4 separate regions of the Mus musculus genome follow, and all the other regions are linked to region 2. A link is a loop called in an ENCODE intact Hi-C map of the cell type or tissue named here. Cell type or tissue: gastrocnemius. All regions are shown on one strand. Region 1 has its middle 52 kb from the start of Gm34972. Region 2 overlaps 4930452A19Rik (RIKEN cDNA 4930452A19 gene). Region 3 overlaps Pacrg (PARK2 co-regulated). Region 4 overlaps Pacrg (PARK2 co-regulated).

Region 1 (8,000 bases), 340 kb after region 2:
AGGCAACTAACAGCTGAGGATGGACATGGAGGGGTGGGTGGGTAGATGAGTGATTATTACTGACAATGCATAGGATGGCTAATAAGGATTGATATGTATGATAAATGATAGCTACAAGTGATAGATATGATATATAAACACATAATGAATAGATGGTTGGTAGATTTGTAGGATAAAAGCTAGGTGGATAATAGGTAGATGTTCTAGATATTATATTAGATATATAGATAAATGACAGATTTAGATAGTTGATAGTCAATGAGCTACCCATCATAGATAGGTACAAATGAGAGATAGATAGATACATAGATACATAGATACATAGATACATAGATATATAGATACATAGATACATAGGTACATAGATTCATTGATACATAGTTAGGAATGAAGACATGATGGATACAGATGACTGATAGAATATAGATGGATTGATAGATGGATAGATAGATAGACGTTAGAGCAGCAAATGGCAAGTGCATATATGTAATGAATAAAATATAATTTTAGAGTTCATTAAACCTGACACTAAAGGAACCAAGCCAAAGAAATACCCTGAAAGAGCTTTTAACATCAAGCCATCTTAGGGCATCAATATCTAAATTATTTATATTATCAATACACTATTCCCATAAGAGATTTTAACTCTAATTAAAACTCAGGTCTGCTGAGAAGGAATCTCAGGGTATACACAGTCAGAGAGGAGGGGAAAGTGAAGACTAGGAGTACCTAATAACAAAGCTCCCAAATATACCCAAGCAGATAGTAGAGTATTCACATACCCCCTTTCTATTTCTGCACTAAATTATATATCATATTGGTGGTCAACATAATTAAAGACTACTTTAATCCCTATTGCTCTTCCATCCCTGACTAGTCAGGATGTTCATGGACTCTAGGAACTACTAGGCTATCCAAATTGGTTCCTAAAGAGCAAGAAAGAGGACTTGGCTGAGCTCCTGCTATGCCCCTCCTTCTAGTCCCAACGCCACTATAGTCCTGTATCATGTAGCAAAGGTTCTCTGGCATCTCAGAGTACTGTGTCCTGGTTGTGGGGAAGGCTTACACTTAGATCCAACTGTCAACTTGACCCAGCCCAGAGTTAACTGAAGGAGTCTCAATTGGAGTATTTCTTCAAACATATTGGCCTGTGGGAACATCTGTGGGCATTTTCTTAGTTGCTAATTGATGTAGGAGGACCCAGCCCACTGTAGGTGGTCCCATCCCTAGACAGGAATAAATATAAAATAAATAAGAAAGCTAGATGAGCAAGCCACAGGGAGCAAGCCAAGTGTTATTACTCCATGATTTCTGCTTCAATTTCTATTTGAGTTCCTGCCCTGGAATACCTCAATAATGGACTATAATCTATCTGCAAGATGAAATACCCTTGTGTGCCTCCCAACTCAAACACCAAGTTGGTTTTGGTCAAGGTATTTATTATAGAAAAGTCAAGCAAGCTAGAAGAGAAATTATTACAAGGAGTGGGGTGTCTCTATGATGAACCTGACCTTTTTGTTTTGGAGGGAAGTTTGTGAAAGTATTTGAAATGTTGAGCTGGAAAAGCCATACAGTACTTAAAGTTTAATAAGCTATGATAGAAAACTTGGAAAATAATGCTGAGAGCAACACAGGTAACAAATTCTAATTTTTGAAGTTTCAGAAGGGAATGAAAACTCTACTAGGGAGTTTCATATGATATTTTTGAATTAAGAATCTCTAGAAGTAAAATTTTTGCTTTACTGGAACAATTGGAGCCTGTTAATCGAGGGTGAAGAATAAGCTGTGATTCATAAAAGATAAGCATCATTGATGTGAAATCTTCTGAAACATATTGCTTCAGAGTCATTGTACTGAAAATGTGGTCCAGAGGTGGCTAAGGCTGTATTTAAAGCTGGAAGCAAAACTTAGTAACATATAAAATCTCTAAAATGTGATGCTGGTTTTGGTGCCATGAAAGCTAAAGAATTGAAGGTGTCATGGAGAGAAGCTGAAGCTTGGTCCAATGTGCTTGAGTCAGGGTCTTTAAAGAAAGGTCAGGAGGCTGGTGATAGTGCAGTACAGTAGAAACTCCAGGATATTGGAGATGCCAGGTCCATGGAACATCTTCTAAAGGCAGCAGCAGGTATTGAGTGAAGATGGTCTGAGCCCACGAGAGAAGTCATGTGTGTGCTACATATGGCAGAACTAGAGAGGTAGGGCTGTTCAACCCGGTTGGAGCCCAGAAGATCCTTAATGAGTCCCAGACACTGGACACTGAGTTTACAATGTTAGATTTTTTTTTTAATCTGATTTTATGTCCTGGTTTCTCCCTCTTACAATAAGAAACCATATGATGTCTTTTTTTTTTTTTTTACTTTATAAGAGCACACACTTAAGAAACTTTGGAATTTTAAGGAGAACTTGGATTTCTAAGTCATTAATTTTTTTTTAAATTGCAAAACTTAAAAGTTGTACCATATTTTACACTATGATATGATCATGGCCCACACCTATAATCCTAGCACTTGGGAGGCTGAGGTAGAAAGACCTTAAGTTTCACAGCCAACTGATGAATAGGAGATTCTGTCTCAAAGGGCTTAAAAATGTGCAATTGGAGGTATAATCCTGTCACATGTCTGCTGGCTCACTCGGTACAGCCCTTAGAAAATGCATCCTCCTCTTCACATTTTAGCGTGATGCCACAGGGCTGAGACAAAGCAGTCTATGGCAGAGCTTATCAGGGAAAATAAAGCTTTCAAATCTTATCTGTAAGAAACCCAGTTCTGAATACCAATTATCTGTACACCCTGCAAAGAAGAGATCAAGTGGTGAACCCTCCAGGCCATGTGCCCTCCTGAAATAAGAAGGCAGAGAAAGTATGGCTTCAACCCTCCTCTGCATCCAACTGCTCCATCTCTGTAAGCCTCTGATGATCACAATGACTCCACAGAAGGAAGGCTTTTAGCAGGTGTCGGGCATGGAGGGTGTTTTCTTTCCCCTACAAAAAATCAGGGCACAGTGTAAGCTCGAGGAGGGACTGACTGGAGCTGAAGTAAACTGACTCTAACTACACTGAATCTTTAGCCAAGGCTAGACACACTTGACTGCTTCCTAACACCCATCCCAAATAGCAGCAAGCATCTCTCCAACCCATCTCCAGGTGGATTTAGTGCTGAGTCGACACTTTCCCCGTTTCCAGTTTTCTTGGGGAAATGAGGCCAGCTCCACACAGCAGCCAGAGCCCTTGGCTTTGATGACAGCCTTCAAGAGGCTATATTTGAGCACAACCGAAAGAGGAAATGAAGCTTCAGCTGCGGGTCAGCCCCGTTGCCAAGGAGGCCGGGGTGAGCATCAAACAGCTGTGTTCCTGTCAGTCAGCAGAAACTCCACCTTTCTAGTGTTCTCACCATTTAATTCCTTCCATTTACACTCGTGTGATATTATAATAAAGGGTGGTGGCCAAGAAGTTTTGAAATATCTCCACAACTTAGTCCTCCCCTCCCCCCCAAAAAATCTCTCCCATAAGTATTATTTCCTGCCAGAAAATGAGTTGGATTTGCTTCAAAACTGCTTCAGAACTGGTGAACATAAATGCCTCTAAATTTAGCAAATATCAGCATGCTCAGTCAATTTGCAATATTTTTCTCCCCTCCCTTGCAAACCCTGTTTGGCCTGAAAGTCAAAGTTGAACAGGCCACTGGATCTCTCCCACGCCTGTCTTTTCCTTCCTTCCCACATCTGGCTTGATAGTTAATTGATAAAAGATGAGCCCACTATTTAGTAGCACAGAGCTGACCATGCCGAGTCCCTGGCCTTGCCCTGGCAGCAGCTAGCTATTCAGCGGTGAACTAGGTTCCATCCCTAGTCACTTGGCAAAGTCACTGAGTGGGTGGAGATGGGAAAAGCATCTGTCTTCCTCATCTATGCTCAAAACACAGCATTTCCTCAAAGCCTGGGAGAGGGGACAAAGAGTTCTAACTGCCTACAAACTTCAACCCAAACACGGTGATATCACTCTCATGGACAGGGAAAGCACTAACAACTGTTCAGCAGACTCTGAGGTCTTTGCACTTGAGTTAAGCAACACTAAGAAAGACAGGGCATTCTATATCCTGCCAATAGTTACAACATGGAAAGCAGGAAAGGATTTCTTCTCCGCACACTGTCCCTTTAAAAACAACAACCAACTCTGCCTCATTTCCTGCTCATTGGTCCACTCTCATCTTGGACCTCTCTCAGAGATGTTCTATCCCTGTCCGGTATCTCACAGACCAGGGGTGCGCACATAATCACCTGATACCACTGATCCCTGAGAGCCTTCATTCATAAGAAGTCAGCTCTTGGCATCTGAAAGAAATGACAACACTGACAAGTCCCACAGTGTGATGCATGAAATGCAGTGCAAAGAATAAATTAACTCTTTCTGTATTGCTGTTAGGATGGGTTCCAGCTACACATGGGCTTCTTAGGTCTTAGGAATACATTGCATTGTGGAGATGGTAGCACCTTTCTTGAACTTATTGAAGATTATTTCATCTCTGTCATTATCATCATCAAAAATAAGGCCTTTATGAAAGTAGGAACTATAACAGGAAATCCAAGAAGAGCTGAAGAGAAAGGAAGCAAAAACCAGAAAGAAGGTTCTCAGCTGTAGAAAAACCAGGGTTTCTCTGAGACCCTTACCCCTACTCCAGAAGTTTCCTAGTTCCAGTGCTCCTCCATAAAGACCATAAGCACATGCTTGTGAATTATACAAGGTCAAACGTGAAGACTGATGGATAAAGCCTGGGACAACAGAGCTGAAGGGCAGCCCTGTGTCATCTGTTCATTTCAGTTGACCCAGATACATGTTAGACTTAGATCACCACAATGCAGCACTGTCTTTCCAGATGCAGAAAACCTAAATGTTAAGGTACTATGATTTTTAGAGCCATGATCATATTCAAAGAAACAAACAAACAAAAAACTGATGCTACTTTGATGCACACTCTACTATGAGCACCACCATGAAATTTGTTTCACGTGATATAATAGCATATGAACATTCTGTGGGATTCACAGTAACAGCTTGAAAGGAGAAGTACTCTTATAGCTAATTTGTCTCAAAACGAGGCTTAATTTATTATTAAAAGAGGAAGGCCAAAAACCAATATTTCAGACCATCACCTGAAATGCAACTAAATCCCCACAGCCTGTTAGGAGCCTCCTCCACAGTTCTAATGTTTGCTTGAAGACTAGAAGAGATTTTTCAGGGTGATGACCTTAACCCCTGAGCATCATGGGATGGTTGAGAACATTCCAGGCTGCTCTTCTATTTCAGCAGGGTTGGGCACTAGAGACCAGCAAGGAGAACTAGTGGTCCTGAACTCTGTGTTCTGACCCAGGCTGCTCAGACCCACCCAAGGGATACCACGAGATGGAAAGACAAAGAACATCGTCTTTTCAAGCTGAGTACATTCTCATTCTGCCGTCTCCCTGAATCCCCTCCCAGGCCAGAGATAGTCAAATCCAAATACACTGAAAAGGGGGAGTTGGGGGGAGCACTGCCTTCTCTTGTCCATCACTTAGAGCACAGCCCTGGCTTCCGCTCCTACAGGAAGGAGATGATGTTGGCTTCTAGTGAAGGGTGTGGGCTGGGGAGAAGCCAGACACAAAAGACAGAGCAAGGCCGGATGTTACTAACAGTCCAGCTTTCTTTTCAGGTTCCTGTTTAGCTAAACATTTCAAAGGAGGCAGTTTTCCAAGCTGCTGGTCTTCCCGGTGTGTCCTGGAGGCCTAGGGCAGTGTGGGGAGCCAAAGGGTGTCTGTTCATTCCATCATCACCAGGACTGGCTCAGTGTCTCCCCATATGACACCAACTGAAGCAACTGTGGAGATCATGTTTTCCCAGCATCCCACATCCATGGCCCTCTGGCTGAGTGGGTGAGCATCCCTCTGGGACAGCCGCCTGAGTCCCAGGCAGGTTGGGTAGACATTCTAGGCAGGCTAACTCCTTGCATGGAAGCTGTGTACCTTGCTTCTCAGTGAACACATTCTCAGGCTGTCTGCATGGCTTTCCCTTCTGCTTCTGCTGCTAGGTCAAAGGGTAGCATTGGTGGCCAGAGCTCCGGTACCACCCGAGAAGCACTTTGCTCTCTTTGAATTCAGGGATAGAGCCAACAACATCTAAAAATAGTGGTTGTCACACTTCACTACAGTTCCAAAGGAGGCCTAGGTATGAGGATCCATTCGTTGATTAAACTGATTTTGAGACAAATTAGCAAGGAGGGTGCAGGGCTTTCCTTTAAGATCAATGGAGAGAATGAAGGATGCATAAAAATCTTATAGACTATTCCCAACTTTATATGATTCAGAAAATGAATCTCAGCATGATACCCAGTAAAGCAAACACCGTACTTAAATAGCAAGGATTTTTTTCCTTGTATTTCATAATCATGCTCAATATTTGTCTCATTTTGTAGCTATGGGGAAAAAATAGAAAATCAGAGCAAATAAGAATGATAAATCCAATTTCCCAATTTCCTGTCCAGTAAGCCCTCAGCCCACAGTGAGGACTGACTGGCTCGGCAACATGTCGTGGTTCAATGTAGGAGCTAGGAATTAGATACCTGAAGTCCTAACTGGCCATGTTAGAGGGAAAAGGTTGTGAGGTGGAAAATGTTCTGAGACCCAGTACCAGAGCTACAAGGAATGTAGGAAGAGCCACCAGAATCCCCATCTAACACCTGCTTGAATCCAGGACGGCCAACCTGGCATCGACACAGGATCTTCTCCACTGCTGTGTTGAACAAAACAGACACTTACATTTCTAAGGCAATTTTCCTCTGTGTCTGAGCCAACTTTAATTGCAGAAATCATCTAGATGACAGGCTTTTATTACATCTGTACAGCATCTCACAGAAGTGCTTGCCACACAGCAGTTGAGAAAGGTCACCTCTCTGGCTGTCAGGGCTATCCATCTTGACCACAGAACACATCGACCTACCTGGGTAGCCTTCTCTGGTGACACATTTAAGGCCTTCTAAGTCTTTTAGACCATGACACAGCCCCTTGTTACAACTGATATAAAAGGTTAAAGTCTCTGACACAATTCTCACTGTCAGGGTCTCAGGGTCTATCCCAGGGCCTCTTAGTTTGTTTATTTAGTGCTTTTTAGACAAGATCTTCAACCCAGACTGACCTTGAAATCCTTATGTAGCTAGGGGTGGCTTTGAACCCCTGATCTTCCTGCCTCTGCTTCCTGCGTGCTGGAATTAAAGGTGTGTGCCACCAGGCTGGATTTGGCTTTGCTGAGGATGAATCTGGGGAGTTGTGCAGGCACTCTGCCAACTGAGCTCCATCCCAGCCCTCCTCTCTCACTTCTGTAAACCCCCTTAGAGGTGAGAAAGGAAAAAGCTACAAAGAAACACCAAGCTGGGGAAATTTGTTCACATAATCTTGAGGCAGAATATTTTTTGCTTAATTTTTAAACAGAACCATGATGTCACCAATTGCAATTACAGCCTGGTGGTTTAAAGTCCCATATGTTTGACAAATAGTGCCAGTCATTTGCCAAGTCTAAACATAACTAGTTTTCCCTCAGTCACAAGCTGTCTCCTTGTCTTCCACCAACTTTAGGATTTGGTTTCTTCTGCTCTTCTTGAGATGAGTGTCCCTGAAGACCTGGACAGATGCAAACTGTTTTCCTGCCTGCTCTGGTCTGTTTGCCAGGGAAAACATTCTATAAATTCTTTCAGAACCTCCCTGGTAATGAGTTTCTGTCCATCAGTCTCTGGATTTGGGTGAAGCATTCCTCCTGGCTATCCATGACAATGGGTACAACTGCCCTGAATGCATCAAGACCTACCTGGCCTGAGGGCCACCCATCACAGGCCTGTTTCAGAGGCAACAGAAAGTGCATGGTCTCCCCCCATTCCTCACTTCCAGCCATCCGTAGACACTTTGTAAAATCACCATCTGCATCTCAAACAGCTGCTTTTGTATTTTTACAAACTCATTCCCAGCATGGCTTATGTGCC
Region 2 (8,000 bases):
TACAAGAGAGTTGCCTGTGGTGAGATTGAACTAGAGCATCGAGCTAATTCTCAAATGAGAAAAATGTGAAGCCAAGAGAAAGAGGAGGAAGGGAACAGGAACAGAGATAGATTTGAGGGCTAAGGGGAAGGACCACGCCGGGCATCATAGCCCTGAGCTGCAACTTGCAGAGCAGACAAAGGTGAACAGCTTGGGGGTGGGGGTGGGGGGGGCTTGCCAAGCTTATCCATCTTTGATGTGATAAGCTGTGGGCACAGAGACAAAGACAGACCAACTAAGATTGTTATTACTTTTTTTCTTATTTTGTACACAGAAAAACAAGAATATTAGACCATTTGGCTTGTTTTCCAGCCTAGGGGAAAAACTAACAGTCAAAGTGAAACTGTGAGCATACCTCTCTCTTGACACCAATACAAGCAATAAATAAATAAATAACAGAAAGGCTTCGAGGTTTAGAAACTTCACAGAGAGACTGAAGAATGTGTAAATCACGTGTGATATTTTTTATCCACATCTCCTTAATTTTAGGAGACTCTGTAGCATAATATCTTCACTTTGCAAGAATCAAACACACGGAATAGACTATTAATCGGTGCCTTGGGGACTCTATGTGGTTTTAAATTCTCCTTTCAACTTCTGAGCAAATACAAAATAGCTTTGCATTGGCTCTTCTTCTTCTAAATTGTATCCATCCTTACAAATTGATAGTAGGGTTTTTTTTTTTTCCATCCACAAAGTCTGTTTGGCAATTCATCTTTCCCTGGCACACAGACCCTTGTAATTTTGGATTCTTCAGTGACTGGAGGAGGCTGGGGGTTCATCGGTGCAGGAGCTGAGACTACTCATCTCACTGACTCAAGCCCCTAAGTGACAACCGTGAATGCCAAGACCCTAAATGATCCTGAGATTTAAAAGTAAGATGTGCCCTTCAGCACTTCCAGGAGAGTACATTTCAGATGCCTTCGGGCGTCTGGAATGGAGGTCTCGCTTCACACTGAGGGAATAAGAATAGAAATTAATCTGATGTCACCTGCTGTATACGAAGCTCAGTGGAAGGTCCATTGCGGTTCTGCCCTCATAGAGACTGACCAATATTTTACAACACTTGAATTCAGAGGGAGAGTTCAAATCCAATTCACAATATCAACTGAGGCTTAATGAAAACCAGGCATGAAGCAAGATCCCTTAATGATAAGACTTAAAAGGAAAGGAAAAGAGTACGGGATGGTCCCTATCCTAGGAGGACAGCTAGATCTGTGCCTAGATGTAAGCTTGAGACTAAGAGAGCTGGGCAATGGTGATGTCCAACTGATAGATGCCTAGGCACTGTGAGGTTTTCAACAGACAAACGTTCAAGCAGACTGCAAATTTCCTTCTATGATGCATAAAGGTAACAGTATTCATAAAACAGAAAAGAGGGAACTAGTTGCTGGGGACTGGGGCCAGGAGCAGACAGTGGGCGTGAAGGTGAACAAGTTCTGAGAACTGATGATCGATCGGTGACATGTCTGTAGTCAGCAGCACAGCACTGTGTGCTTTCAGACATGAAGATGACAGACTGCACATTGAGCATCCACCCGTGATAACAGCAGAGCACGAGGATGTTTGAGGCCATGGAAGTGCTGGGTCTTTTGATTCTGGTGGGGTAGGCAACCTCAGAGCATAAAAATTAAAGCCCAATTTCCTCGAAGTGTATAGATTAAATAAAAGCAGCACAACCTGTATAGTTGTTCCTCTGTGAAGCAGATGGATAAAGAAATAAAATGTTCGTTTGAGATAGGTGTAAAAGAACCATTAACATCAGAATCCTTTTCAGAAGAAAGGCTCACTTCTGGGTTGCTTGTGAAAAACTTACATCAAAAAAAGAATAAAGAGTGTGATAGTTTAAGTAAAAATGGTGCCCATAAATCCATAGGGAGTGGCTATTAGGAGGTGTGTCCTTGTTGGAAGAAGTGTGTCACTAGGGGGCAGGCTTTGAGGTCTAAAATGCTCAAGCCAGGTCTAGTGTCACTTCTACTTCCTGCTGCCTGCCCATCCGGGTATAGAACTCACAGCTCTTTTTCCAACACCATGTCTGCCTGGATGCTGCCATGTTTCCTGCCGTGATGATAATGGACTAAACCCCTGAACTGTAAGCCAGACCCAATTAAATGTTGTCCTTTATAAGAATTGCCTTGGTCATGGTGTCTCTTCACAGCAATAGAAACCCTAAGACAGGGAGAGAGCAGTAAATGGCTCAGTGGCTAAGACACCTGCTGAACAAGGATGATAGATAACCTGAATTCAGGTCCCCCATGTCCATTTTAAAGGCATATATATGATCCTGCAACTCCAGAGGTATGGGAACAGAAACTAGAGGATTGCTGGGGCTTGCGGGCTACCATCCTAGCTCCAGGTTGAGCAAAGGTCTCTGTGTCAGAAGAGTAAGGTGTTGAGTGATGGAACACTACCACCAACATCCTCCTGTGGCCTCTGTATGTGTGATAATACATACACATACCCATACACCATGCATTCATATGTGATACACACATACAAAGGAATAGTGTGATGGTTTGAATATGTTTGCCCCCGGTAGTGGAGCTATTAAGAGGTGTGGCCTTGTTGGAGTGGGTGTGGCCTTGTTGGAGGAAGTGTGTCTGTCACTGTGGGGGTGGGCAATGACACCACGTGGAAGCCAATCTTCTCCTGACTACCTTCCAATCAAGATGCCAGAACTCGCAGCTCCTTCTCCACCACCATGTCTGCCTGGACACTGCCATGCTTTTTGCCTTCCTGATAATGGGCTGAACTTCTAAACCTGTAAGCCAGCCACAACGCTGTCCTTGATCATAGTGTCTCTTCACATAACAATGAAGCCCTAAGACAGACAAGTACTGATGGTATTGGTTAGCATAGTAAACCCACCCATTTCTCCAGCTCCTCTACTCTCCAAAACTATGAACTAATATTGTTCTTCCAGAAGTAAGAACAAGTTTAAAACAAAACAAAAATAATAAAGAATGCCCTAGTTGGATGGTCCTATACCCATGCCCATACAGACAGCACTTGGTGGACTCAGTAAGTATACAAACAAGAAGCATTAAATAGGGAGAGAAAGTGAGGGGAGAGGAAGAGATGAAGGGGAGGAACTGGGGGAAAAGTTACCAAAGCATAGTATATGCATGTAGGAAACTCTCAAAAATTAAAAACTGGAGGAAAAAAAAAAAAAAAAAGACAAATAGAAATTCCAGGCAAAAGTGCTTTCTCCCACAAGAGGGCGCTCCTGGACCCAAGAGCTGAGGGATTGAGTCTGTAGTTCCTGGGATGCTCTGAAACCTAATAAATTACAGACAGCAGACACCCTTTGTGGTTTCCTTGCACTCTGTAGTGACCATGGAATCCAAAGATCAAGGCTCTTATCAAATGTAAGCATTCAGGCTTCTTACTGGCAGCTTTTAAGTACAGCGGAAGCTAGGGTGGTCTACCCATGCTTCTATAGCGAACCTTCAGCTTTCCTGCTGCATGTTCTGTCGGGGACGGACCGTTTTCCCTGTTACTCAAGTCAAGCTGAACTTCCATTTCTTGTCCCAGCCAATCAAGAGTAGCAGTCGCCAGAAATTAAAAATAGCATGTTGCTGTAGGACAAGGTGGTAAATGACACAGAACTTTGGGAAAGTCTGGCTGGGTCTAGCCAGCCTCACCCTCTGCCACTCCCGGGCAGGGAGGAAGCGAGAGGCTCCTAGGAGTATGGCCAGGAAAGGCTGTGGCCAAGCAAGGGCCCAGAAAGGATTTTTCCTTTGAGTCAGGGATGACAGCTGTCCTCGTGAGGGGAGGAGTGGAAAACTGGATCCACTGAGCGGTATCTGCTAAGTCCAAAGAGGCCTGCAGAAGCACGAGGACTGCCAGCTACAGTAGTTCGTGGGACATCAAAGCCGCGATTAGCACAGCTTCCTGGCTGTCGCACTCTGCGTATTTATGGCGCATTGCACATTTAAATGCTATTCTCATAAGGCGTTTCAGCTGTCAAAGCTCCATATTTGAGCGATAAAAGTGACTTAAAGTACCAGGGGTCCTTGGTGCCCAACCTCAGCAGTGTGTCAAAGCCAATCAATGACAACCAAAACCCACCAAATTTGTTTCACCATTTGAAAAGCAACGGCCCCTAAGGCCACCTGTGAGCAGCCTGGTAGACACACAGTACACATGGGGGTCCAGAGAGGGGGATACAGGGGGCAAGCCTGACTGGTCTCTGCACATGTGAGTTTATGCCAGTACCAGGGAGGGGTCTCTGAAGAAGAGGAAAAAGTACTATTCTTGTTCTTCATTTTAAGGTAGGGGTATATGATGTGATGGCAAATTAAGAGACGATGTTAACACCCCCTCTTCTGACACCCAGACAGCATGGATGCCTTCCAACCTGACTTCTGTTTTTGTTGATTCTCCTTCAAAATGGCACACCATGCATGTGTCCTGGGAGAAAATATGGCAGGTTTGGCCAGGAAAACCAATGGCCAGGACAGGCAAAGAAAAGGAACCTGTGATCAGTGTGGTCCCTGAGCTGAAGGACCCTAGGGACAGCATCTGTCCCCTGAGAGCACAGGCTTCCCACAGTTCTTTTCGTGTGTGTGTGTGTGTGTGTGTGTGTGTGTGTGTGTGTTTCCTACCCAATAGCTCACAGCCAGTTTCCTTACTTTTGGTTCATACCATCTATCTCCCTAGATACCCCTTCCGTGGGTTCAGCTCCCCCACATCATTAAAGGCCTGCTTTCCTTACAGGAGTCTCTGAGGGTAGTACCATCCTTCTCTGTAGACACCTGTCTTCCAGGAGCTGGGCTTGAGCCTGAAGCTCATCTCTCACATGGCCACTTGCAGCTTGCCAAGATAGCTGGGGTCAAGATTTAGTCAGCCTTCTACAAATAAAGCATACCCTGACCCAACCATGGAAGCACCCATGAGCTAAGCCTCTGGTTTCCAACAGTTGCATCAGCCATTATCGCACACGCACAAACGCATGCACACACTCAGAGAGAGAGAGAGAGAGAGAGAGAGAGAGAGAGAGCTGGCACTCAGTGGGCAAAGGATTCACTGGCCCTCATTGAGCAAGGGATCTGCATGGCAGCAACACCTTTTCCTAACTTTCCAAACCCAAGTTAACTTCCCTTTGTCAAAATTGTGAAGCATTAATGTGCCCAAATGAAAGGTCAGAGGTATAGACTTGTGTCCTGGCCTCATTTCCAGTAAGAATGGTCTACATGGAGTAAGGGAGGCTTACAGCTTTACCTAGGCCAGTCCCGAAGATGAAGGCACAGATGGGTGGGTATTGGCTGTGGACCATTCATTCAATGGTCCAGTAAAAACAGTGGAGCCAGGCTCTGAACCAAGAGGTCCCATGCTTACCCACCCCAAACTGCCCCTTCCCATACCCTCACCCTATTCCCTAACAAAGATCCTTTAAGTTATGTCTAACAGAAAACCCCTTATTCTTTAGTAAGAAAAAAAGCAACTAAATAGAAAAAAAAATTAAAATTACCCGCAGAGCAACCAGTTTCTGACCCTTTCCTCTGCTGCAGAGAGCTATAGCCTTCCTTTGCAATAAACTTAACTTGCTTACTTTTCTTTAAAAATATATACAAATTCGCAGCAGTGGCAGCAGCACTCTGAGGACCCAACCCCTGTGGCTCAACATGAGGGCAGTGATGCTGGCTGCTTAGTTTGGCTCACCTGGGCTGCTATGGTGTCTGTGGATATTTGAGAACTGTGTGGCTGAAACACACAAGAGAGAAATGTTAGTGATGTCCATGAACTTTTCTAACACAGCTGTTAGAAATCAGCAACCTGGATGGCTTAGGACTGGTGCCAGACATAGCATCAGAGATAGTTGGTCCCTCACCTTCTACTCTTGGACTTCTCATTAAAGTAGACTGCCACCATAGCTCACGCTGCTACTGATCACTGGGGAAACTAAGGCAGGCAATCATTTAAAGCTGAGCCCCATCTGCATTCCCGGATGAGGTCCAGGCCAGAGTCGGCTCATGTTGTCTTCAAAATAAAACAAACAAAAAGACAAGATGTCCCAACCCAACCTCAAAGGTAAGTGGCCCCTAAGGTCCCTGGCAGAAATTTTGACTAGCATTCAGAGATGGGAGCATAAAAACACCAGAGTTCCCAGGACCCCACATTCTGGGTTTAGAATCAGGGTGGATCCAGTTGCCCTCACATGTGGTATAGAAACAGGCTCATCAGAAATCTCCTTAGGCAGATGATGAACTTATAAACCAAGGAGGGGTATGTGGGAGGGTTTGGCAAGAAAAGTGAGAAATGATGTAATTATATTATAATCTCAAAAAACAAAAAAAAACAAAAAACAAAAAAAACCCTGTAATAAAAAACGTTCTGGTTGGGGACCCCTGGGCCACTAGGGGGAGCCAGGGGAATGATATCGGAGGGCTCTTGGGGTTGGGGGGGGGGGTTACCAGATCTGAGGAAGAACTTGGGAACCACTACCACAGTGATTTTGTTACACTGAAAGGCACACAGCCCTCTCTGAGGCTCTCTGGAATCAATCCGATGTGTGTGGTACGGAGAGAGGTGCTCACTGAGGATGCTGGCCCTTCCTGAGACCCGCAGCCTCAGGTCTGGGCAGCCAGAGTCACACATGGCTGAGCATCAAGGACACAGAGGCAACCAGGGCGGGCTATTCTCAGAGTGTTGGAATGGAGGTGACAGGTCACATCAGGGTGGCGTTCAGAGCAGTGAAGGACTTGGGGCTTGAAACCTTAGCCATAACTAGGCTGTCTCTGAAAATTTTGGACTCATCTGAGAGGGGGGTGCAGCAGCTACACAGAATGGGGGAGGGACTCTTGGTTACAGTCATTCCCATAGGACATTTCATGTCTCCAGGGCAGCAAACATCACAGCCTGGAGTTACCACCAGCCACAATACTGAAGAGAAAGACCACAGACTTTAGCCCATCTAGCAGCTGCCCTCACCCTTTTTATTTTTTTTCTCAAAGGAAAAGTGCTGACACCATTTTCCAAGCCTTAATTATACATAAAAGCTCTCTCTTTAGTCAAAGAAAAGCTGAATGTAAACTCAAAACCATATTGACGTTATTGACCCACCGTGGCCCCACATGAGCCTTACATCTGCCTGCCAATATGACAGAAACTGGTAGGCGAAGGACACAAATGTCCCGTGTCCTTGACAGACAGACAGCCTTCGTTTCCACATCAGCAGATTCTGTCTTTGTGGATTTGTGAGGAGGAAGAGAATAGGGCTCCTGATAGAAGCTTGGCGTACAACTCCCCAGCATCCTTCAAGTGATAAGCAAAAGCTTCCATGGCTCACCACTCTCTGCCTAGACAAATTCTAAATATGGATCTGCACATATGTACAGATTAGACTGAGCACACAGGAGCAAAGCAAGCTGGCCATCCGTCCCTCCTGTCCCCTCCCTCTGTAGGAATCTGGCTGGGGATGTAGGTTTGAGTTCACAGTACTGACGATCTCAGAGTCCAGCTGAGCATAGCACAGGAAATCAACATGCCTGCATCTGAACTAACTGCATTCTGCTTCATTGCCCTGCTTGCCAACAAATGTTTATGCTCTTATTGCCTAAGGTCCTATGATTCAAAAGGGGGCCCATATATTCTACCATAGCATCTCCAGTGCATTAGTACTTAATGGCCATGGGCCGTGGAGCGACACTGTTTAACCAAGGTTACTCTTTTTTTTTTTTTTTAACCTCAGTGCTATTTTGGTCTTGAGTGTGCTTCTGGCCTTTGTGGTTTTATGGAAATTCAGTGTCCTTCAAAGGAGAGGAAAGAGTGATGTACACCCAGAAGAAATCTGGTTTCTCAGCTCAGGCCTTGGAGAAGCTGGGAAGACAATATTCTGAGCTGCTCAGCAGCTGTTTCTGGCTTCTGTATGGTCTATCTGTCCTCCAGTCACTAGTGGAATTGCCATCTTAGTCCCATTTAGGGATCTGCTGTTCTCTGTGGCTTCAATCTCAAAATAT
Region 3 (8,000 bases), 990 kb after region 2:
CCCAGACCACCCTGCCCTTCAGAGACTGCCGCAATTTAGATAGGAAAGCCTTTGCTCCTGGAGGGGAGAAAACTTGATCTTTTCCTACCCTACTGCAAGGGTTCTGGGCCACAGAGCAGCAAGAGAAAAGCTTAGCAAATGCGTGTAGCCAAAGTTTATGCACACACAGAAAATAAGACCAAAGACCCCAGGAAACAGCCTCTGTGTGCTGACTCCTATCCAGGATTGGAGAGCCGTGCAGAAACCCCCCTGGAAGCAAGCATTTGCTTCTCAGCCATTGTGATAAAGGGAATTCTGAAGAGAGCAAGGTGCGTCTTGGAAGAACAGGCTTAAGAAGAACAGAAGAGGCCAGAAACCAGCCTTGCTGCCTGCTGTTGACTGGGAATTCTGGTTCTGTTTCAACGTTGTGCAGAACGGAACACAGGAAGGCCAGAGGATGACCTCCACAGAACCATCTTTGGGACGGTGAATCTGAGCCCTGTGATCCATTCAGTTAGGAGCTGTAATCAATTTAATTTCTAGATAATTTAATTGTAAAAGATAGTTCTGTTTGGTTCAGATTTAACTGCTCAATAGGGCAAAATTGAAAAGTTCTCAAGTAGTTGGGTGGAATGCATTCTATCAGAAATGAAAGCAAACAAAGACCGAGGCACATTTGAGACCCTTAAATGAAATGCTTTTATCACGCTACCTTTCTTACCGTCACTCTGGCCATTTTTGATTGATTTTAGGCCCTGGGACAAGGCTAGGGACAAGGTGCTGAGATGCATATCTTGCATACTAAAGAGACCTGGCCTCTAGGTTCTCCCAACATCCCTCAGTTCCTACCTAGCATATCCTGCACCCAATTCTGAACTTTCCAGCCTAGAGGCTGGACTGCCTTCCCCCCAGAGGCTCTTCCCTACATAATCCAGACATTTTGCTAATTCTCCCCCTCCCTCCTTCCCTTTCTCCCTTTCTCTTCCTCCCTCCCTCCCTCTCTCCTCTTTTCCATTCTCTCCCCTCATTCTCTCTCTCTCTCTCTCTGCACTTTCTCTCTTCCCCCTCCCCTCGTTCTCCCTCCCCATAGTGACTTCTCTGGACTCAGTCTTTGGGGCCAGTGAAGCTGCCCCAGAGCAGTAGCTTCCATATCCATATCCATATCCATATCCATATCCATATCCATATCCATATCCATATCCATATCCATATCCATCTCTGTCTGTCTATCTATCTATCTATCTATCTATCTATCTATCTATCTATCTATCTATCTATATCTGGCTTGGATTGACTTATTTTGGATTACCACAGAGAAAAAACTTACAATTTCTTAAGATCTATTTTTAGGTTAGGGAACAAAGGAAATTGCAAAATGTCAAATAAAGAAACTGGTCCTGTAGCCACTCCATTAGTATGCAGTACTTTGAAAAAAAAATAGAGAAACCCAAGATGTCTCCAGTTTAAAAGTTTCTGAAAACAAGAATGGCCCTGAAGTGTACATGTTCCTACAGTCTGATTCTGTTCTCATAGGGGCCACCAGTTAATTACTGTCAGGCTCAGGATGTGAAGCCACCAATATCTTCATGCAGAGTATTCTCTACAGAGAAGAAGCAAGGAAGCAGATCTGCAGGAGGGTCCCGTCATGGCCGGTGCTCTCTCTCTAGTGAGGACGCTGGAAACTGGAATTTCTTGCCTTCTCCAAGGCAGCTTTGGAGCCTAGGAAGGTCACTCTTGCCCTGCCTTCGATGGAGCCTCACATGACAGGAAGGAAGGAAAGCAATACAGGAACTCTGAGGAGAACGCTCTCACACGACTTTGTTAAGTTTCCTAGTGCACTGTCTGAACTACACAGATGAGCGTGCTACCTAGTTTATTTCTGAAGGATGCCTGTGTCACAAAGTTCTCGCTAGGCATTTCTTTGTTGCTATTGCGGCCTCAGTCCTGTTCCTCGTGATGGATTAGGAGAAGATAACATTTCTTCAGCCTGTAACATCCTTGGGTATTATAATCCAGGGCCACAGTCTACTGAATATTCTTAGACACATCAGCACAATTATTAAATCGATCTGGATGTTTAAATTAACAGTTGATGTTTTCCAGTAATTTTTCATAAATCATTTGGTTTGCCAGATAATAACAAGAATATGTACACATTTATTTTTAAAGAACCGTCTGTCGAGTTGCATAAAAGGCAAGTTCGATATGATGGCCAGAAAAGACAGGAATGGGGCAGGCGGCATAGTTCCATTCCTCCAACAAAGTGTGGACAATGAGCATATTTTATATTTAGATTTGGTTTATTGAGGGGACCTTAAACTTTTTTTTAAAGTGCACATGAATCGTCTGGAGAAATCAGAGTCTAAAGTGATTAATTAGAACTTATTTTGTCCTGAACAGATTTACTAAGCATTTTTCAAATAGCCACAATGTTTGTAATTACCAGAATCACACCTCCATTGGCCAGCCTTACTTACTTCATGCATGAACAACAATCTGATTGAGCACTCTTGTTAGGGTTTCATTCTGCGCTGTAATTAGCCATAATCATAGCCTTCCTGGGTGCATGAGAATGTGCAAGCAACTATTCACAGACTCAGCCCATTTGAATATGAATCTTCTCAGTGAGGAGCAATAAAGCAGGAGAAACAAAACAGTTTCTCTAGGGAATCCAGTGAAGCCTCTCTCCTCTGATTCTGCCCCCTTCAAAATGTTCTCCCTCCAGGCTCTGGATTCTATTTGCTAAAACAAGGGTGGCTTAATGAAGACAATGGCCTATTATTCCTTAAGTGACACAGGAGGGCCCAAGTATTACAGGCTTAGTTCTTTCAGTCTTTGCTAAGGACACAAGGAACAAAAGAACAAGCAATTGTGTGTGGAGAAGAGAATTCGGTTCAGGCTCCACTTGGGGACCACTCAGAATGAGATGGGGCCATGCTATTCTTACGCTCTGAGGAGGCTGGTGCATGCTGGCTTTCTTCTCTTTCTTCCCCTCTTCACCCCCCTGCAAATGACTCAGGCATTACAGAAAAAGGCTCCAAGCAGCAGGGATAGAAAGCAAAGGCTTAGTGGAGGAGGGGTGACATTTCTGATCCCATCCCAAGCACATTCAAAGTGAGCCACCTACTGGCAAGCTCCTCTCTTCCTGTTCTCCTCACGCTCTAATCCCCTCAACTCTTAAGGGAAGACCTAGGGAAACAGGCTGAGATCAGCCACAAGGATTTTCAGCCAAAAATGGAGACATAAAATAGGAATGCCTTCATGGCAGTATGGAGTCTTTGAGAGAAAACGGTTTGGACCAGTAGAAGTATGCCAAAATGTCAGACATGAAGGGTTGCTTAAAATGCTGTGTGCTCCGCACAGAAAATTAAAGATGACTCTAGTTTACTAAAATATATTGATTTCGAGATTCATGAAGTTAAGTCAACTAATCGTTTAAACCAGTTAAACCACATCAGAATGGTCTTGCCCTTGACTAACTTTCAGTTCTTCAATGCATTTGTTTCCTGTTTTGTTGCTTGTTGTTTTTTTGTTTCAGAGACATTATACACCGCTAATAAAATATCTGTTTGAATTCTTTGTGGGCATTTTTACCACGGGAAGGCTCAAGGGCTGTAATGTGACCCTAATCATTTTCTGACCACCTTACAAGTTTAGGATCTGCATCATCCTGACAAAGTGAGCCCTCTAAGACTACCTGAAGGAATCAACTACTGGAATTTCAACTGTGGTCTCCTGTTCGTAGGTACGCGAATGTGTGTGTGTGAGAGTGCATGCGTGCATGCATGCATGTATAATCACATTTGAAGGTCTGAGTAAAACTGTGACCATTCCTGGTACAGTATGGTATACATTTTGGGGTCACTAGAAGTGACAACCAAAGGCATGTCATTGAAGAGATCTGACATGCTGAATCATGTCTCCTACCAGGTGTACATTATGAACCTGGTAAGTCCAACAGAGCCAGGGTCACACTCTCCTAAGAAGGGACTCAGTATGCTGATGTGCTGAGGTCACCTTGTTAACCTGGAAGTTGTAGACATTTTCACAAATCTCTCACCATAAGATGCATTTTCACGAACATGAGGACTTCTTCGGAATATCCCCTGATGGTCTCTCTAGTGGGGTTCTTACCCTATTTGTAGGCTATTTTCTTGTTTAAAGCTACTATATTGTTTTCATAGAATAATATGTGATTTCAAACAGACTTATCATACTTAAATCACTCTGAAAAGCACAAGAATGCCCATGACATTAGTTTAAACTGAAGGCTGACAGAGGCCACCATTCCTAATATTTTTTCTTAAAATTTTTTTTTTATTTCATGTACATTGGTGTTTTGCCTGTCTATATGTTTGTATGTATGCATGCATGATGCCTGATATAAGGGTGTCTGATCCCCAGGAACTGAAGTTATAGACAGTTGTGAGGTGCCATGTGGGTGCTGGGAATAGAACCTGGGTCCTCTGGAAGGACAGCCAGGGCTCTTAACCCCCGAGTCATCTCTGCAGCCACTATTCCTAATAATTTCAAAACTAAAAATTACAGTACAGCTATCACTTGTCATCTGGCTCTGTGGCTAGTTGGGGTGCTTTAATAGACCTTGGTTCGCCCAAGCCTTATTCCAGCCACAGTAGGTGTGGTCACAATGATGCTATTATTCCCAAAGACATGGACAGTGCAAACCACAAAGATCCTGGAGAAAATTAAAACACTGAAAGATTCAACAACTCTTGGGGACACAGAGCTAATTGGCAGCATGTTTGTAATTAAATGGATGGATTGTGGTCAATTCTTACAAGACCATGTGAGGAGATATTAGCTCCTGGGGGTGGGTCTGCTCTGCTGGCTGTCCAAACATGAGAACTGTAATTATTTTTTGAGACTATGTAGGTGGAAGAGTCTGTTACTAACATAATAGATTATCAGTCACTCCTGGATTTTTCACAAGAAGAAATGAGCTTTTACATAATTCACTTCTGTATATACTAAATAAATCCTCGACATGTGCAAGATACTGTGCACAGTTAAAGCAAAGAAAAAGGAACAAAACAAAAACTTAATTGTTTTGAGGTTGGAAATAAAATGGTCCCTTACTTCAAAGAATCAGCAAAAACCATGTAACACAAATGTAAAAACATATACAGTTTAAGGCAGAAACAATCCTGCCAAGATTACCATAAATACAAGAGGGTCTTGATTCTTAATTTATTTACTCTTCCCTACTCCTGGCCCAGAACAATACATGAGTGTCATTTGCTGAAAGCAGTAAATATGGAGGTTGAAAGCAATCTTCTAAAATGAATATCCACCATAAATGTTGAGCAGAACATTTATGGATATTAGTTGATAAACAGTCATGTTTATAGCACTGCCTGTTGTCTGGGTCAGTTGGAGCCAGTGACTTAATCCTTTATAAAGACGTCTGTAAAATATCCCATTCTCTCCCCCTGTCATGCTTTTGGTGTTGATCAATAAAAGAGAGAGCAGAGCTCTTTGTTAGGGACAGACACAGTCACAACTGACAGACACAGGGTCAGATTCAGAAGACCATCTTTCATCAGGCTCAGACTCAGACTCAGACTCATATAACAGACAGAAGACGCACTGAGCATGGAATGGAGAATTCAAATCGGGGCTCACCCTGGTTTACTGACTCCAAGGGAAAGTGTTTTGATTTCTAATTCGACACCCTTGCATTATTGGTGACTCAATCACTAATGTGTTTAACCCATGCAATGTATCTCTGAGGAAGTTCCCAAAAAGATTTAACTGGAAAGGCCTTCCTAAATGTGGATAGCCACCATCCCATGGGTAGAGAGAGTCACTGACTGAAGAAAAGAGCAAAACAAACCAACAATAAATTAAAACAAACAGGAGATGAGAGGGAGGGACGGAGGGAGGGAGGGAGGGAGGGAGGGAGAGAGAGAGAGAGAGAGAGAGAGAGAGAGAGAGAGAGAGAGAGAGTAGAATGAGCCCAAGCTAACATCAGCATTCCTCTTCTTCTCTACTTTCTGACTGCAGATACAATGTGACCAAGCTGCTGGACAGGCCCACCCCCAGCATCGATCTTACTTGAACACATCATACAATATATAGAAGTAGTTTAAATACATTGTCTGTAAAAGCCTCAAATAAAAGAGTAATTAAAAGTAGGAGACATAAATATTTTTGCCCGGATATAACTGCTCATTCTGCTGCTTTGTGAATCTGAACACTCAATGTTATGGATTCTTAGAACTATATGACTTTAGAAAATAACATTTTGGACAAAGTTGTGATAAAATGATGCCAGTCTACAAACACCTATTAATTAAGTTGTAGATAACAAGTGACCACTAAATCTACCAATTAAGTTATAACTAGTTAAATTATCAGAATTGCTAAGCCCTAAACTGTAAGAAAATTGTTATTCATTGCCATTTGGTGACTTGAAAGTATGCTTTTTCTCTTTAATAAATTTTAAACCTACCTTAACATTTAGATATATCAAACTGTTAACATTTAGGAATTAAGGGTATAGTTTAACAATAGAGTGTCTACCGAGCATGCATGAGGCTCTCTGGCTTCAATGGTCTTTGCCAAAACAAGTCTAATTTATTTTATTGTCTGTGGCTATCATTTTTATAATTATCAATATTTCAGGATTGATAATTAATAATCTCCATACTTTTATAATACAAGGAAGTAATTAGAAGAGCAATTCAGGGGAGTAAAGCCACAGCTGATAAGGAAAGAGAATATTCACAGGGCACCTGCACAGAGCAGGTCAAGGGAGGGTCAGCTAGCTGGGCTCTGATGCTTCCCTGGGTCCACCATTTGCTGCTGAGACTCTGCCAAGCAAATGGCTCTGCTCACAGACCTCAGTGAGACTCTCTCAGTAATGGGCCCGTTTCAGTCCTGAGGAGCATTCGTCTGGCCCTGCCTGTGGGACCGGGACCGGTGGTGCCTCCCTTCTTGTCCTTTTCTCTATCCCTGGTCCTCACTGTATGTCTGCTCCTGTGGTGTTCCAGCTCTGTAACACGTGTGTAGTAAGTACAGCTTGATAGCAGTCATAACGGGCCTTTTTTCTTAAAGCATCCTTCACTCCTTCAATGCCAGTGGATCGAACTGCTTGCTCTTCTTTAGTAAACTCCATTTTGCTCCTTTTTGATATTTCTATACAGTCTCCTTTGCCTGGAACATCATCTTCTCTGTAATTCTGTTTTCCTCTCTTGTCAAACCTTAAGGTCTCATGTGGCATCAACTCAACTGCTAACTTCTCATTTTACAAGCCCCTGGATTCCCCCAAAGTTATGGGTATATTTCCTTAGCACTCTTTTTTCACCATTGTGAAAGATGTGATAGATGTGCATGCACAGGTCTCATACATGGGTTTCTGAAGGCCTGTCATTGAGGACAATGGCTGGCATGAAGTATACAGCCCTACTGTCCAGTAAGTCAGTGTGATCCCATTTATTAGGTGTGATATACACTGTATACCAAGGTGACAGAACTAACCTCCAAGAATCCTGACTAAAGTCACATAAAAGAAAAGTCATCTATTTCAAAATTTCTGACTTCATAAAAAAGGGCTTAGGGGAGTCTCTGAAAGTACAGAGATTGGTAGCTAATTTGAAAGATGGAGGGAAAGAATTCCAAATATTTTTACAGAGCTTTCCTTGATATTCGATTACACCATAGAAAATTCACTGTAACTATACTCCTGTGTGGATTTACAGGTGTGGCTTACAGAGCTGGTCGCTGTACTGAGAGACTGGGACTGAGAATCCTGTCCTGTGCCCACTGTTACCCAAGAGTCACAGCCTCCTCCTCCTGACCAGGGCAGATGTGCTGACTCCTTTTCTCTTCTAATTCCAGATCTTCCACTAGCTAAAGGATACACTTCAGCAAGACATAAGGAAGAGATTTTATTTCCCCTACTGCTACTCTGGGGAGACAAAGTTCTTCAGCCACTGGAGGTGGAAGCTGAGGGTTGACATATTGTCAGATCCACTGTCTCCACTCATGGGAGCTAACCA
Region 4 (8,000 bases), 980 kb after region 2:
GCATACAGATAGCCTATGAGACATTAAGCCAGAGCTACTCAACTCAAGTATATGTTTTATAAGAAGCCAAAAGACTAGTTGAGTGGGGAAGAAAAACCTGGAAGTGATCAACTCTTCACTGATAAAAAGTATGTGGGGGATCACAATCTAATACCCTCTCCTCTGTCAAGTCAGGAGTCATTATTTTAGTATTTAGCTATTGAATTTACTTGGAATAATTATTCTGTATCTACTAATTGAAAATATTTGAACAATGCATTTACTATATTTATTATATTGGCCAAATTTTGTTACCCTTTTGGTTAAATCTTCAAAATTTTTACAGTGTCATTTTAGCTGTTTCAAATGCCAGTGTGCACTAAACCAAAATTTAGAGGCTCCAATCCACTGCCTCGATCTGGCTTGGATTTTGGTTCGGAACACTTCTGGATGCCGTAGTCCTGAGTTTATCTATGAAATGGATGCACATAATCATACCAGGTATAATTTCTGTTGGAATAGATAAGCGGTCTCCAGTATAACTGAAAACAGCAGGGCATGTGATGCCTAAAGGCTATGACTCCACCACTCCAAGCAGTTTGGAGACAGATGCAGGAAGTTCACAAGTTCAAGACCAGCCTGAGCTACAGAAGCTTCTTACAGCCTGTTGAGCTTTCCCTGTGCTTTAAAGAGTAGCAACCTTTCTACAGTTGCAGCATCATGGAAACCAACTGCTACCAAACCAACAGGTCTTTGCAACTTAAAATAGTAACCACAATCCAAATATGCTCTAATAAGAAATGTGTAGACAATGTAGACATGACTTGTCAGGGTAGCTGTTCAGTAAAGAGAGTATGCAAAAGGATAATTACATATTTTATACTTTAATACTTAGAAATCCCAAGAGATTTGCAGTTTTTATGCTAGCTTTTATTAAAACTTTATATTTACTCTCCCTTGGCTGGTTTGCCTGAAGTGAATACCTGCACCCACATTACCATGTTTAAATTGTCTCCTGGTAATTAACATTTTTGAAATTATGTTTGTTCTTGATTGTATAACTCTTAATCCTACTCTATTAACAACATGTCATGAGTCTTCAGATCTTGGCTTTTGTTCAGTTATATCCCAGCACCACAGTCAATGGCTGACAAACTGCAACACCAATTAACTTTCATTATGTCAGAGGAAAAAAGAAGAGTGATTCGAGAGAGAGAGGTGGAGGACGACGAAGAAGAGGAGAGAGAGGGGGAGAGGGGAAAGGGAAGGAGGGAGGGAGGGAGGGAGGGAAGGAGAGAGAGAGAAAGAGAGAGAGAGAGGGAGAGAGAGAGAGAGAGAGAACGCTCAGTGGTAGTTTTACTTCCAAAAGCAGGTGGCAGAATAAGAGTGGATTCCCAAAGTTTTGCATATGTAAAGGGGAAAACATCTTGATGTATAATCAAGAGCTGTAAGAAAAGCTGCTGGGATATATGCCAACTGAAAATTAAAAATTAGCCCAGAGAGCTGCAATAGTCAAGGAACAGAAAGCAATACAAGTAGCACAATGCTAAGTACCCCTTAGAACACTGAATTGCTGCCAGGCAGCAAGTTAATTGCTCTGAACACTCTCTCTGCATATAAGGATCAGATGAGTAAAATATAGTTTTGTGGTGCAGGGTCACATGGCAGGAAATAAAGAGACAGCTCCCTGTGAGTCCAGGATAATGAAACCAGAAGAAACCCAGGCAGGCCTTCCAAAAGAAGACACACATCTTTCCTCGAGACAAGGGCTTTCTATTATATTTTTCCATCAAGTGTTCATTAATTTGCCTTATTTTTATATAAGACTGTATAGATCACAATCTCTAATATAGCCATCAAGAAAAAACCCGGTATATTAAATAATCACATAAAGTTCCAAATGGCCTCAAGATGACTCATGTCTTCAGGTAAATTTCTAATTACTTGCAAATTGCAATGTTTAATTAGTTTCAGAATGATAATAAAATGTTATAGAAGAACATTCTTTGCTGAAAATGTAATCTTATTTTGCATATGGTATTACTGAAAATTAACTTATCAAGAATCAGGCATCACAGTTTGTGGCTTTCCAACACTGAGACTATATTAAAAATAAATCTGTAACATCTTACAAACTCCTCAGAAAACATGTGAGGTATTAATTTTATCCTGGCAAACAAAAGGGCCTCTACAACCTGCCAAGGCTCCTTGCGACTCCAGTGTTTATCTTACCGAGGGCAGAGCACACAGTCCCCGTGTATTGTCTCAGCACTGAGCACAAAAGTCATTCTCTTTTCTGACAATAAGCTGAATGATAAGGTAAACATCAGAGAAATTAAATCTCATAAAGGAAGGATTAACAAACTTGAAAGTAATAACGTACCATGGACTCAACATCTTTTTTTTTTTCTCTGATTCATTATTCCCAAAACATAAATTCCAGCCTTTTGCAGACAAGGTATTCTTCTGGTATAGAGTCAGAAGATGTGTAGTAAGATTTAATGATGCTTTTAACGGAATGAGTCACAATAGCATAGGATACTCTACGGCTGGATAGGCCTACAAGGCAGTTTGTCTGACCTCTTCAACATCTGGGCATTTGCCTTAACATTGTTACTCTTCATTGTAGCACCCCCACCCCCACCCCTACCCTGCCCCAATAGCCCTTCTTTTTGATAGACCAGGGGAAGCCGTAGTGCTATCTACATGAGAAGATGCTAAGTACTGGACCCCCATTTCATCCTGTGCTGTATGGAGTTGACACAGAGATGAGCGATCATTAAAGGGGCAGCCAGCCTAGCCTAACTCAGGGCATTTCTATGTGCGCTGTGGTTTCTCATCAGCCTTCAAGATTAATTCACTCAACATTAAAAGATGACAACGGATTTCGGTTTTAGGTTCTAGCACAAAGTTGGAAAAGCCTTGTCATTCTTTATCAATAGATTCAAGAGTTCATCTCTGGTGGTTTGATAATCTAGAAGAGTGTTTTCCATGGGGGTAGAGGGAAAGCTAAGCAGTCTGTGTGACCATGTGGGTGGGGAACAGGTCACATAGTCCCAAGCTCTAAGAACAAGGTCCCAAGGAATGAGGCAGAGGCAGAGCCAGAGCCTGAGCCAGAGCATGTTCGAGGCACGAGAGCCAGAGAGCCAGAGAGCCAGAGAGCCAGAGAGCCAGAGAGCCAGAGAGCCAGAGAGCCAGAGAGCCAGAGAGCCAGCAAGCCAGCAGAGAATGCGCACAGCACAGGACTGACTGAAAACGGTGAAAGCTAAAAGCCAGAGGCCAGGGTCCCTCTAGACAGGGAAGGGTGGGAAAGCCTCATCTCTTTCTATTTCTTATTCCTCCTGGGGAGAGCCATATAGCACTGCTCCAGCTGCTGGCCATGAGCAACACTCAGAACTTGAACCTTAGCCCTTTTTCATCTATCTACTGAATTTTTCCCCTCCTTTCCAAAAATTATGTAAAGGAATTTAAAAGTCTTAGCTATACTAAGAGTCTGTGTGAGAGCCAGAATTTACAGAAGAACTATACAGGATAAATCGTGTTCAGGAGAGCCATTTACCACTGACCCAAAGGACACCACCTATCCGTGCCAGTGAGTGACCTGGGGAGATGAGCAAATGCAGACAGGAAGGACAAAGGTCCTCCAGTCGCTGCATCTCTAACATGCACAGTGTTTGTGGCAATCATCTTAATAGGCAGCGCCTTTCACCCAAACCATGACCTCGTTTTCAGCACTCAAGTATTTTCATGTTTCGTTCACCTGTTTGTTAGTCCATCTTATAAATTAGATCAGACTGCTGGAAGGAAAAAAAGGGGTTGTGCTCATTTAATTTCTTGGTATTAAGAGAGAGAGGTGGGAAGCCAGTGCTGTGTTCAGCCTTTCGTTGCGGAGTGTTCCCCACATCTCTCAGGCTGGCTTTTGTGTCTTAGCGAACAACATATAATTTAGTATTTCTTGCGTCTGCTTCATTACTGAACATGAATCATAATGTTATAGGTCTGTAATATGAAATCCTTGCTGCCAAGTCACTGACCCAGCGAAACCTCCAAAGTTGGTTTTGAAAACAAATCCTTGCTGTTTTGTTTCCTAGAGACTTCAGGCTCCAAATGTAGAACAAAAAGAAGAAAAAAAAATCTAGTTAATTAAAGATTCTATTTCGCTGTGTTCCAGTTAATTTGAGCCTTTCTAAATACTAATTGCATGAGGCAAGTTAAACGTATTCTAGAGAAGATAAGCTTTTGTGAAATAAACTTAAGGAGTCTTCAAGAAATAAAAAACAGTTTTAAACAATTGAAATGATGTATGGTGTGCCTCAATGTTTTCAGGATCGTATCTTGAGGCTGAGTGGGCAGAATTATGGATCTGGACAGCCACAATTGAAAGTGTTTTAAATTTATTTTAGAAACTTTAACACAGTCAATGTAGTTGCAATTTGTCATCTGCATTTTGGAAAAAACAAAACCAGAAGCCTGTTTTCTGCTGTGACACATCCAATCCCTTATGAGAAACTTTAATGTAATTCTTCCACGGTGGTGAAGTCCTACAGGCATAACCATGCACAGGTAACAGAGAAAGGACCGCCTTTAGAATACTACCATCTTCTCTGTATGCCCAGGCATATTAGCAAAGGCCCCTCATGTCTGTGGCTACTTAGGAAGACCCTGAGCAAACTCAAATGCTCTTCTTGAAGAGGGCTCAGACAGGAGCATGGCATGCTCTAAAGGGAGCACGTGCCTCACTCGTGCAAGTACTCACCTGCCGTTTAGTAACTGCTTCAACATCTCCTGGCTCTGCAAATACTCCTGCCCTCGAGTGTAATATTAAGATATTTCGATTACCAACAAAAATTGGCAAAGGTTATAAAGAATTATTCTTTGGGCATGACACAGAAAACAAAACAGCATAGCCCTTAGGTCAGTTTGTATAATACAGCGTAGTACATGGACTTGCCTAGAACCAATGCCTAGCCTATGCATCCAACATGCAGGAACGTGAACAATTAGAGGCAGAGAAGCCCCCTCCCTGCACTGAGACCTCCACCATGAACATTGGCTTTAAAGGCCAATGTGGTTAGGACAATGAAAGCTGGGCTTTCTAACATACAGGAAGCATCTAGGGCCAATCTAATCTGAAATTCAAGGACTAAAAGGAAAGATATATTTCATTACCATTTTTTGCTTATGAACATACATAGGAAAAGGTATAGATTGGCAAGTAAAGAAACCCTCAACCCCGACACACACACATCATTCTACTTTATTTTGTAACTATTTGTAGATCTTTATACTCTTGGGATCAACAAGATATGCCACACATATCAGCTCCTTGAAGACTCTGTATATGGAAGGCATCATTAAACAGGCAGAGACTAGATAAGTATTTGTTTATCTCAGAGGGTATTTTTCTCCCTGTTTTCTGTAATAAATGAATTTCCCTTTAGAATATCTTTCATGCCAAGTTATGATTTCATGATGGAAATCAAGCTGCAAAAATATGGGTAGTTGGCAATGAAAGTGTTTAAATTGTTTATTTACCTAATGTGTGAATGACTTCACAAACTGTCAAAAGGCAACATGGCATACAATTCCGAGGGAGAAGAACAAAAAACTAAAAAAAGAAAGAAAAGGGAGAAAGAAAAAGATAATTATTTGAAGGTTCCATTCAGCAGTAGAGAGATTGCCACTGGTACTCATGATTTCTGTATCCTACAGAAAAAAAGGGGAAGGATTTTGCACACTGTTGTCTAAGGAGAAAGAATAGATGTATCCAAGGACACATTGGAAGTGATAACAAAAAGGAGTCAAGAGGAGTCAAGAGTGTGTCAGTGAGAAATACAAAAAGAAAATCAGCGAGGAACGACGGAACCATTGAAATTAAATGGTTCAGAGATGGGAAGGGGGGCAGGGAAGTATGAACAGCTGACTCAGGCACGCATTCAGATCTTGATTTATCCATTTATTATCTATGTGACCTCAGGCAAATTAATCTCTCTGAGCCCGTGTTTCCCTATTTATTAAATATAATGCATTATATTTCCAGAGATCTCATAAAAGACACATACTAAAGAGAACAGCATAGGATTCTGTAATATTGAGTTTGCTCACTGCACAGTTCTACATTGAGTCTGAGCTAGCCCACCTCACTGCACAAATGTGGTTCTACATATGAGCCTGAGCTAGCCCGCCTCTCGACAGCAGCTTGGAGGTTTATACATAGGATCAGTGTCTCACTGTTGCTCAGAAAGAATAGAAGCTTGTTTTACTCTTTAGGGAAGAAAGGATTCTCTGCTCACATGTACTCAAATATCTATAAGAACGGTGGTGGGTTGTTCAGTTTATATGTATTAGTGACAACCTAAGGCTTGAGTTTTCTTCAAAGTCCAACGTTGCTGGTTGTACTATGCCTAGACCCTTGGACTAAAAAGACACACAAACTGTGGGGTTTGTCTTTGATTTTATAAACAGAAGTAATGAGTCCTGGTTCAGTCACATAATTATCTGATTATTCACTTAAAAAGTATGAGCTGAACACATGCCTCACATGTGGGATGATGCTAGGGCAGAGTGTCTTCCAGTACTTAAACTTGGGACCTGCTTAGAGGGCTTGTAGGGCCTTCTGCCAGGCAGCACTCATGCAGCCACTATGGGATTTGGGTAGGATTGCTGGCTGAGGCTGTCTATGCCACACAGAGTATTCTCCTGATACACTTCTCCTTATAACAGGAGCTTGATGTAAACAGGACAACTGTGGGACCTGGAATTTCCTGTCAATCACTGAGCAGCTGAAAGAGGGGGAGGAGAAAAAGTAAATAACTTCACATTAATCTTCAACCAAGGTCTAAGCTAGGACAAAGCTCACAGGATCCTCCAGTGAGTCTACCTTGGGCATGGGACAGATTCTGGTGCTCAGGCCAGGCCCTGTCAGTACAAGAGACCCAGGAATCAAGTCTTGAGTATGATTGCATCCCATCAAGGTAGCTATCCTCCTCCTGGCACATAATCTGTGTCTTTTCTCAGTTATTACAGTTTTACTTCCTGGATGAGGGAGCAGGAATAGAAGCAGCCAAACAGGTCCAACTGGATCCCAGGGATCCAGTGACCTGAGCTGAGACCTTTTATCTTTGCATCCATCATAGGTTGGAAAGAGCCTTTAGCCCCAAGAGGTGCATAAATAGATGTGCTGCTTCAGCCACAGCTTAGCTACTATAGGTTGCTTATATCAACTGCTCTTTCCTGTAAACTTTCCCATAACTTTTCTGGAAATATTTCCCTTGCTATGTAGAGTGTTGAGAGATTAAAGGAAGGTGCTTCTCCCACCACAACTGGGGACAAAAAGGGGTCTGAAAGGCCTCTTCCCCTGCTACTACCTCATTTCCTGTTTCAAGCACATGACCAAAGATGTCTTCCCTCCTCCCCTATAGCTGTGCAAGTTAAAAGAGCACATAACAGTCGTGTGGGAAACTCTCTGAAGCTGCATACCTCCTGCCTTCTGCATCTTGACACCTTCTGAGCTCTAAAAGTTCCTCATAGGACATATGTTCCTGGAGCCTTGCCACAGATGCTAGGAATCCATCTCCAAAGACTAGGACCTTCAGTGTGACAGAAAGCTGGCCGCATTGCAGGTATCCTTCCAGTGAGGCCTCTCCATAGGGCACTACAGAACACTACCACACATGGACCGTTAACAGAGATTGTAGCAGAAATAGCAAAAGTGATTAGCATGGCTTGAAAAGATTCATGATAAGCCAGTTTACTCAACACGTAACCCATCATTCTATGACAGCATTTATCCAGGCTGTGATGCGAAGGGATATGGCATTAACAAAGAGATACAGTGGCTAGGGGGTAGGTTGTAGTTTCTAACTCAGCCAACTTTGGGGTATTCCCCAAGATGACAACCTCATTGCCTCAGTTTCTTTCTCTCTGTGTCTCTGTCTCTTTCTCTCTCCTCACCTGTCCATTTTATTCAATAAAAAATTTAAATAATAAAATTTTGGAAAATATACAAGATTCCAAATATT

Evidence for each region. Hi-C counts contacts between places; a loop is a spot of excess contacts. Peaks named below come from ENCODE experiments on the same cell type or tissue, not always from the same donor. Only the 100,000 strongest peaks of a DNase experiment are listed, where the experiment ranks them.
Region 1: it touches region 2 in a loop (7-fold over the local background); 8 of 42 quality-filtered maps call a loop at or near these places.
Region 3: it touches region 2 in a loop (5-fold over the local background); 9 of 42 quality-filtered maps call a loop at or near these places.
Region 4: a loop joins it to region 2, with 2.4 times the contacts of the local background. A loop is called at or near these places in 9 of 42 quality-filtered maps.

The regions. Positions count from the first base shown.
Region 1 is chr17:10,090,386-10,098,385 of GRCm38, forward strand. No RefSeq gene overlaps it. Among named protein-coding and RNA genes, the nearest start is that of Gm34972, 52 kb to the right of the region's middle. In gastrocnemius, no CTCF peak of the experiment used is centred here; no DNase peak of the experiment used is centred here; H3K4me3 peaks cover 363 bases; H3K27ac peaks cover 5,584 bases.
Region 2 is chr17:9,753,107-9,761,106 of GRCm38, forward strand. The region is part of intron 3 of 4930452A19Rik (RIKEN cDNA 4930452A19 gene); the gene reads right to left. Among named protein-coding and RNA genes, the nearest start is that of 4930452A19Rik, 19 kb to the right of the region's middle. In gastrocnemius, CTCF peaks have their summits at 1,955 (motif pointing right), 3,259 (motif pointing right) and 6,383 (motif pointing right); DNase peaks (open chromatin) are centred at 3,263, 3,755 and 6,506; H3K4me3 peaks cover 1,225 bases; H3K27ac peaks cover 5,412 bases.
Region 3 is chr17:10,742,252-10,750,251 of GRCm38, forward strand. The region is part of intron 2 of Pacrg (PARK2 co-regulated); the gene reads right to left. Among named protein-coding and RNA genes, the nearest start is that of Gm16169, 62 kb to the right of the region's middle. In gastrocnemius, a CTCF peak has its summit at 3,112 (motif pointing left); a DNase peak (open chromatin) is centred at 3,074; H3K27ac peaks cover 866 bases.
Region 4 is chr17:10,731,341-10,739,340 of GRCm38, forward strand. The region is part of intron 2 of Pacrg (PARK2 co-regulated); the gene reads right to left. Among named protein-coding and RNA genes, the nearest start is that of Gm16169, 72 kb to the right of the region's middle. In gastrocnemius, no CTCF peak of the experiment used is centred here; no DNase peak of the experiment used is centred here.